Linked DNA regions of Homo sapiens: all the other regions are linked to region 1. A link is a contact called in ENCODE Hi-C data. All regions are on one chromosome and are shown on one strand. Each heading gives the region's core, a stretch centred on a gene start or an enhancer-like site at or near the end of the contact. The rest is flanking DNA. Distances are from core to core; before and after follow the strand shown. Region 1 overlaps DHRSX (dehydrogenase/reductase X-linked). Region 2 overlaps DHRSX (dehydrogenase/reductase X-linked). Region 3 has its middle 330 kb from the start of DHRSX.

Region 1 (2,796 bases), core at 86-2,585:
GTAAAAATTAGCTGGGTGTGGTGGTGCACACCTGTCATCCCAGCTACTTGGGAGGCTGAGATGTGAGGATCACCTGAGCCTCGGAAGTTGAAGTTGCAGTGAGCCATGATCACACCACTGCACTCCAGCCTGGGTAACAGATGGAGACCCTGTCTGGAAAAAAAAAAAAAAAAAGATTTTGCACAAAGTTTTACGATGACTCTGCTTTGTAATTAAAAGTAATTTCTGCTTTGTTGGTGATTTCTCACACATTTATCTGGTAGACCAGATACCTGCATGTGATAGGGTAAGAAGGACCCATTTCCCTCCAAGGAGAACAGCATTGCAAGGGGGTTGAGGACGCATGCATGTGGAATCCAAACATTGAATGCACTGAGACGGCGCTGCATGAAGCCTGTCTGTGAGTTTATGATGAAGCTGCACAGAGCTCCGTAGGCGGCTCTCACTCCTCTCTCTCAGCCTTTGGCTTCAGTTTAATTGCATACACACCCTTCAGAGCTGCTCGGGGCCCCCACTTCTTCAGCCTTCTGGCATTTTTCTAAGAAACACTAAACCTCTTTCCAACGTTGCCCTTGGATTTTGTGTGCACGTCTTCCAGCCCTTGAGCTGCTTGACCTGTGCTTGCAAGGGTTCCATAACACTGGATAGGACAGAAGCTCCGCCCAGCCCCAGGTGAAAGCTCTGTGCTCTTCAGGGACCATGTCCTATTCACACTGTCTCCCTCACATCTAATACAGTCATGATACTCGGCAATATAGTACTCCACCCAACAGGCAACTCAGAGTCTGCCAGTGATACAGGAGTTAAGAAGAAATCACTTAGGCAGACAGTAAGGGTATGGGAGTCCTCGGCAAGGCTTTTTTCTTTTCTTTTTTTTTTTTTTTTTGAGATGGAGTCCCGCTCTGTCGCCCAGGCTGGAGTGTAGTGGCGTGATGTTCGCTCATTGCAACCTCCGCCTCCCGGGTTCAAGCAATTCGCCTGCCTCAGCCTCCTAAGTAGCTGGCATTATAGGTACGCACCACCAAGCCCGGCTAATTTTTGTTTTGTTTTTTTTTTTTTTAGTAGAGACGCGGTTTCACTGGTCAGGCTCGTCTCGAACCCCTGACCTAATGATCCACCCGCCTCAGCCTCCAAAAGTGCTGGGATGACAGGTGTGAGCCACTGCGCCCGGCAGCTTTTCTCTTTAACGAAAAGCAGCCCCAAGTCATTTTCTAACAATGAACAGCCTGTCAAGTCGAGCTGCAGACATACACAAGCCAGCTGGGAGCTTGTACGGGTGAATGTCGGGAGGACCTAGGGACTAGACACGTTCAAGATGGCGGCTCCATCTTCCCGGGAGGAACTAACGACTAGACACGTTCAAGATGGCGGCTCCATCTTCCGGGCAGGAACTAGGGACTAGACACGTTCAAGATGGCGGCTCCATCTTCCCGGCAGGAACTAGGGACTAGACACGTTCAAGATGGCGGTTCCATCTTCCCGGCAGGAACTAGGGACTAGACACATTCAAAACGGCGGCTCCATCTTCCCAGCAGGAACTAGAGACTAGACACGTTCAAGACAGTGGCTCCATCTTCCCTCCTCTTTGTCAGCCACATGTAAAGTAAGAAAAACAGGACCGAGAGCCCCGACCAACTACAAAGCCCATTTGCATAACCGATTAGGGTGGGCAACCAGCCTTTCCTGTGGGCTATGTAAATGTCATGCTTGATGGAACCAATCTCTCGGAGAGCCCCGACCAACTACAAAGCCCATTTGCATAAACGATTAGGGTGGGCAACCAGCCTTTCCTGTGGGCTATGTAAATGCCATGCTTGATGGAACCAATCTCTGAGCTCTATGTAAATGAGACACCGCCTCCTCAAACTGGACTATAAAATCCATCACATTTGGTGCCAGCTGGTCCTTTCCGCTCGGAGACCCCTTTCTCTATAGAGAAAACCATTTCTCTTTCTCTTCTCCTGATTAAACTTCCACTCCTAAACTCCTCGTGTGTGTCTTTGTCCTAAATTTTCCTGATGCCCAATGACGAACCCCAGGGTATATACCCCAGACAACGTAGCCACTTCACTAACATGTAGAGAGCTTGCGCATTTTAATTCCTATCCTCACAATAGGCAAAGAGCAGAACATACTGAAAATCAGCAACTCTGCGATCCATCAGAAAATAGAGATCACAAGACGAAATGCTGCCTGAAGACTGGACAGACAGGTGGCAAGTGGAATTGTGCTTGTCTAGGAGTTCCTGCTGGAGCCAGCACCTGATGGACACATTTGCAGGGTAATTATTAAACAGCTGCAGGCTGACAGTGGACAAGCCTAAGTAAGTTAAAAACTCCTGGCCAGGCATGGTGGCTCGCACCTGTAATCCCAGCACTTTGGGAGGCCAAGGCGGGCAGATCACCTGAGGTCAGGAGTTCGAGACCAGCCTGGCCAACATAGTGAAACCCCGTCTCTACTAAAAATACAAAAATTAGCCGGGCGTGGTGGCAGGCACCTGTAATCCCAGCTACTCGGGAGGCTGAGGCAGGAGAATTGCTTGACCCTGGGAGGTGGAGGTTGTAGTGAGCCCAGATCGCACCACTGCACTCCAGCCTGAGTGACAGAGCGAGACTCTGTCTCAAAAAACAACAACAACAGAAAAACTTCTGGGGGCCCATCTTAGAGGGGACCTTGTACTTTCACAAATTTTACCTCCGGGAGCTCCACCAGGTTCCCAGGGTGAAGATCAAAGAAATATCCAGTTGTGTGTTATTGGGGGAAAGTAACCACTTTGCAATATTCCTAGGGAGACAG
Region 2 (2,796 bases), core at 171-2,670, 160 kb after region 1:
AGCTCACTGCAGCCTCCAACTCCCAAGCTCAAGTGATCCTCCCACCTTCGCCTCCTGAGTAGCTGGGACTGACTACAGACATGCGCCTCCATGCCTGGCTAATTTTTTGTATTTTTAGTAGGGATGAGGTTTGGCCATGTTGCCCAGGCTGGTCTCAAACTCCTGGGCTCAAGCGATCCGCCTGCCTCGGCCTCCCAAAGTGCTGGGATCACAGGCATGAGAGCCACTGCACCTGGCCATGCAGCTGTTTTAATCAGCAATTCTGAGAAGACACAAATGCCCCCCGGTTCTTTTGTGATAATATTAACACAGATTACTGAATTCCAGTGACAAAAACCTCACGTGTGTTACCTAAAGAAACACAGAGCCCAGAGTGTGCGATCTGAGCTGTTTCTCAAACCAGGACAAATAAGTGGATTCCAATTGGTGCCTCGAGAAAAAAAAGGGAAAAAGTGGCAAAAAAAAAAAAAAAAAAAAGTAGTTTCAACAAAGTCCAGCGGTTATTTTTGGAAGGCCCACTCACCAAGAACAGTGTTTACATTCGTACATTTTTTTTCTGAATTTCTTAATGGTTGGGGGAAAAAAAGAAGTCAACAGAGCAATAATATTTCTTGACACAACATTTATATAAAATTTAGTGCCCACGAAGTGGGAGTGGAATACACGGAGTCTCGCTCTTGTCGCCCAGGATGGAGCGCAGTGGCACGATCTTAGCTCACTACAACCTCCGCCTCCCTGGTTCACGCGATTCTCCTGCCTCAGCCTCAGTACCTGGGATTACAGGTGCCCACCACCATGCCCAGCTAATGTTTGTATTTTTAGTAGAGATGGGGTTTCACCATGTTGGCCAGGCTGGTCTTGAACTCCTGACCTCAGGCGATCCACCCGCCTCGGCCTCCCAAAGTGCTGGGATGACAGATGTGAGCCACCACACCCAGCAATGGATGCTTTTAGACACAACGGCAAAACTAAGTTGTTGAGAGACAGAGAATGCATGGTCCGCGGAGCCAAAAATATTTCCTCTCTGACCCCTTAAAGTTGACACCATCAGGGTACTCATGCCAAGGACCTCCCGCATCTGACTGCAACACAAAAGGACAGGCAGCCGCAGCTAGGAAGGAGCCTGGCTGCAAAGCCCTGAAACCCGAAAGCTTCCCAGAAGTTGCTCAGAAAGGAACTCATGCAGTTTGAGAAAATCTGGAAGAAACGAGCCAAACCCTGCTGTTTTCGTCGTCTGAAGAAATGAGCAAAACACTGCCGTTTTGCTGCAGACGGTCCTGTGAGAGTTTGCATTCTCTGTTCACCAGGCAGGGGCATGGCGAGTTCATTTTATAAAACTCTCAGGTGAGCCCCACGATTTGACGGAGCAGAAATCACTGGGAAAGGACGGGGCGGCGGGCCTGAGATCACAGAGGGGAAAACAGTAGAACTGCTGCCCAAGCACATCTGAGACTCGCAGAAGGCGCAGGAAGATGGTCGGAACAAAAGCAGGAGCTGGCTGCGCCAGGAACCCGGTCTCTGGGCCTCCTCTGCACTCACGAGCAAATGAACGTCACCACCGAGATTTCGGCACCCCAGAAACAGCCCAACCGGCTCCTTCCCACCAGCTGCCTCTTTACTAAAACATCCGAAACCTTTTTCTCACTTTCCCCAAGCTGTTTTCCTCACCCTTCAGAGGCCTGCTGGGAAAACAGTTCGAAGCAGGCAATTCTGCAAAGTGGGGGGGAAACAAAAACAACCAGCTCAGAGTTAGGGCTGTGCAGCCAGATGCAAGCGTGAAAACAAAACCGAACCGAAAAATCCCACCACTGTGCGGAAGGAGTGCCACACAGGCTGGGATGAGAACCGTCGGGGTTAGGGAAATGTCTCTGTAAGAAACCCTCAAGGACTAGAATTACTCCTAATGGGAAAAACGTGTAAACATGTCCCACTTAAATGAACATCACGATGCAAATGCTTAGTTATGAGGACTGAAAATGAACCCCTTTCAACCCAAAACGTGCAAGAAAGAGAAATTTCGGCATTTTAATGATGCCCAAGGACAGGCAGTCAACCAACAGCACTTGGAAAGGGCAAGTCTGGGCAGAGGTGCACATCCCGGCCTTCCTGTGTTTCTTGGGGGCCATTGTTTTCTCAGGAGGGAGGAAAAGAGGGAGGGAGGAAGGAAAAAGGGATGGAAGGAAAACGAAAGAGGAAGGGAGGGAGGGAGAAAAGGGAGGGAGGGACAGAGGGAGGGAGGAAAGGAAGGAAGGAGGAAGGGAGGGAGACAGGGAGGGACAGAGGGAAGGAAGGAGGGAGGGAGGAGAGGGAAGGAGGGAGGGAGGGATGGGGGAAGGAGGGAGGGGAGGAAAGGGAGGCAGAGAGGGAGGGGAGGGAGGGAACGGAGAGAAGGAAGGGAGAAAAGGGAGAGAAGGGAGGGAAGGAAGGGAGAGAAGGAAGGAAGGGAGAAAAGGGAGAGAAGGGAGAGAAGGAAGGAAGGGAGAGAAGGAAGGAAGGGAGAGAAGGAAGGAAGGGAGAGAAAGAAAGAAGGGAAGGGAGGGAAGGAAGGGAGAGAAGAAGAGACAAGGATGGGAGGGAAGGAAGGAAGGAAAGAAGGAAGAAAGGAAGGATTTGTTGGCTGAAGAAGAGAGGGAGGGTTGGACGGAAGGAGGAGGGAAGGAAGAGACCATGTGAGAGGAGGTGAGGAAGACAGGAAGAGAGGGGTGATAAGGAGGCTGGGGGGAGAGGGAAGGCGCTGATGCCATCCGGATCCATCCAGGCTGCCTCGTCCATGGGGCCTCCGTTTATACAACTATC
Region 3 (2,796 bases), core at 104-2,603, 150 kb before region 1:
ATACCACAACACCGGAAAAATGCTTCCACAAGTGGCTGAGGCAGTAATGAAAGTAATTACACCTGTCACTTCTTTTTCTTGTTGCTGTTATTGTTGTCTAAAGTTTAGCTTGCTTCATTCTTTCCCTTAAACTTTTATCTTAGGTTTGGGGGTACACGTGCAGGTTTGTTGTAGGTCAATTTGTGTCACCGCAGTTTGTTGTACAGATGATTCCATCACCCAGGTATTAAGCCCAGTACCAATAGTTATCTTTTCTGCCCCTCTCCCTCCTCCCACCCTCCACCCTCAAGTAGAGGTGTCTCTTGCTCCCTTCTTTGTGTTCATGAGTTCTCCTCATTTAGCTCCCACTTATTTATTTTTTTATTTTTTTGAGACGGAGTGTCACCCTGTCGCCCAGGCTGGAGTGCAATGGCGTGATCTTGGCTCACTGCAACGTCCGCCTCCCGGGTTCAAATGATTCTTCTGCCTCAGCCTCCCCAGTAGCTGGGATTACAGGTGCCTGCCACCACGCCCGGCTAATTTTTGTATTTTTAGTAGAGATAGGGTTTCACCATGTTGGCCAAGCTGCTCTCAAACTCCTGACCTCGTGATCCACCTGCCTCGGCCTCCCAAAATGCTGGGATTACAGGCCTGAGTGACCGCGCCCGGCCTAGCTCCCACTTATAAGTGACAAAGTGCAGTATTTGATTTTCTGTTACTGCATTAGTTTGCTAAGGGTGATGGCCTCGAGCTCCATCCATATTCCTGTAAAAGACATGATCTCATTCCTTTTTCACAGTTGCATACTATTCCATGCATGCCTGTAATTCCCAAGCATGTAGAAATATTACAACACGATCCAGCGGCATAAAATGTGGTTTGAACCCACCCCCATCCTTTGGTTTTTCTCTTTCCTCCCTTCCCTTAACCTCCTACTTTTAGTTTTTAGCGTGCCTCCTTCTGTTTCTTTTTTATTTTTTTTTTATTGAGACAGAGTCTTGCTCTGTCGCCCAGGCTGCAGTGCAGTGGTGCAATCTCGGCTCACTGCAAGCTCCGCCTCCCGGGTTCACACCATTCTCCTGCCTCAGCCTCTCCGAGTAGCTGGGACCACAGGTGCCCCCAACCGCGCCGGGTTTTTTTTTTTTGTTTTTTTTTTTTTTGTATTTTTAGTAGAGACGGGGTTTCACCGTGGTCTCGATCTCCTGACCTCGTGATCCGCCCGCCTCGGCCTCCCAAAGTGCTGGGATTACAAGCGTGAGCCACCGCGCCCGGCCTGTTTCTTGTATGCTAAGGTTTGCATTACAGCTGGGAAAGTGGAGAAGAGACAATGTTTCTCCTCCAACCGAGTAAACAAAATTACGGGGATTAGAATGTGCCTGCTAAGAGCTCAGTAAACGTCATCTAGTGGTTACTAAGTGACCAAACAGGAAGCTGGGTGTTCATGCAGTCATGCCTGGATTCACTCACACTGCAGCCGCTGGTAGGGACAGACACAGCAGGGTTGGGACAGATTTGGTGGAAGAAATCATAAGCTAAAGAGAAACCCTGGCGTGCAAAACAATCCTTCCTGGCCGGGTGCGGTGGCTCACGCCTGTAATCCCAGCACTTTGGGAGGCCGAGGCGGGCGGATCACAAGGTCAGGAGTTCAAGACCAGCCTGCCCAATATGGTAAAACCCCGTCTCTACTAAAAAAAAAAAAAAAAAAAAAAAATCGCCAGGCGTGGTGGCGGATGCCTGTCGTCCCAGCTACTCGGGAGGCTGAGGCAGGAGAATCGCTTGAACCCGGGAAGCGGAGGTTGTAGTGAGCTGAGATCGGCCCACTGCACTCCAGCCTGGGAGACAGAGCAAGACTCTGTCGGAAAAAAAAAACAAAAACAAAAACAAAAAAACCATTCCTTCCTGGTAGCAGGCCTCATTCATCAGCAGCCCATAAAGGACTCTACTGACTTTTTGTCCTAGGTTAACTACAACCTGTGTCCCAGAAACTGCAGAGAGGCTCCCTTCAGGGTTCCCACGCTCATCCACATACACATACACTCACGCATGCACACGGCTATTCACACTCGTGCATACACATATACATATACATTGCAGGTGTGCACAGGTTTTCACACGCATCTGCACACGCACGCATGCAGCTAAAAGCATATGTGCATTTTACACACGCACACATGCATTCACGCACACATGAGGCATTTGCACACGTGCACGGGTGCACTCTGTGGTCTCTGCCCTTCCTCTCGGCACTGCTTCTCCTTCATGGATCCCTTCCTTTTGTGATTTCAAGAAAGCCTCTTTGGAGAAGGTCTTCCACTCCAACACCAACCTGTCAACCAAAATCCTGCCCCGTGTCGGCAGCACGGCCTTTGTAGATTGCATGCTGGGTCCAAATCACATTCTATGTTGTTTTCAGCAGTGCTCCCCTCGATGTGTGCCACAGCCCTCATCAAGAGGAGTCCAGAGCTGTCGTCATCAGCGCTACGATGCTGATCCTGTCTTTGTCCTCTATTCTCCTCTTTGCATACACAGCCAGCTCATCTACCGAAATGAGAACTCTTGTGTGTCAGGGTCTAAGTGTTTCTCCTCTTTGCAGCCCTGCTTCCACTGAAACCCAGGCATACACATGCATGTACAGATACACTCACACCTGCATGTACACACGTGCGTATACATGCATTGCACACATCGATTCACACATAGGTATGTACACCCATGCACATACACACTGCATATATGTGCAGATTTTCACACATACATGAGGCATCTGCACACGTGCACAGGTGCACTCAGTTTTTCACACTCATGCACACGCAGGCA

What was found. A loop is a pair of places that touch in the nucleus more often than their neighbours do. Pooled maps may share reads with other maps.
Region 2: a map of ovary shows a loop between it and region 1 (1.9-fold over the local background). The contact joins two enhancer-like sites. A Hi-C loop is called at or near these places in 8 of 168 maps with a recorded cell type or tissue (Caco-2, heart left ventricle, heart right ventricle and 5 more) and 9 of 50 pooled maps.
Region 3: a loop to region 1 is called in a map of GM12878, with 2.7 times the contacts of the local background. The contact joins two enhancer-like sites. A Hi-C loop is called at or near these places in 1 of 168 maps with a recorded cell type or tissue (GM12878), 5 of 37 single-sample maps with no recorded cell type and 3 of 50 pooled maps.

What each region holds. Positions count from the first base shown.
Region 1 is chrX:2,323,901-2,326,696 of GRCh38, forward strand. The region is part of intron 3 of DHRSX (dehydrogenase/reductase X-linked); the gene reads right to left. The region is part of intron 1 of LOC124905239 (a long non-coding RNA gene); the gene reads left to right. Among named protein-coding and RNA genes, the nearest start is that of DHRSX, 180 kb to the right of the region's middle. Within about 2 kb of position 1,336, at least 14 of the 41 ENCODE cell types and tissues checked have a DNase peak (open chromatin) inside an H3K27ac peak, as active enhancers do; they include sigmoid colon, where a contact is called at or near this core.
Region 2 is chrX:2,483,333-2,486,128 of GRCh38, forward strand. All of the region lies in intron 1 of DHRSX (dehydrogenase/reductase X-linked), which reads right to left. Among named protein-coding and RNA genes, the nearest start is that of DHRSX, 16 kb to the right of the region's middle. Within about 2 kb of position 1,421, at least 10 of the 41 ENCODE cell types and tissues checked have a DNase peak (open chromatin) inside an H3K27ac peak, as active enhancers do; they include sigmoid colon, where a contact is called at or near this core.
Region 3 is chrX:2,173,463-2,176,258 of GRCh38, forward strand. No RefSeq gene overlaps it. Among named protein-coding and RNA genes, the nearest start is that of DHRSX, 330 kb to the right of the region's middle. Within about 2 kb of position 1,354, at least 2 of the 41 ENCODE cell types and tissues checked have a DNase peak (open chromatin) inside an H3K27ac peak, as active enhancers do.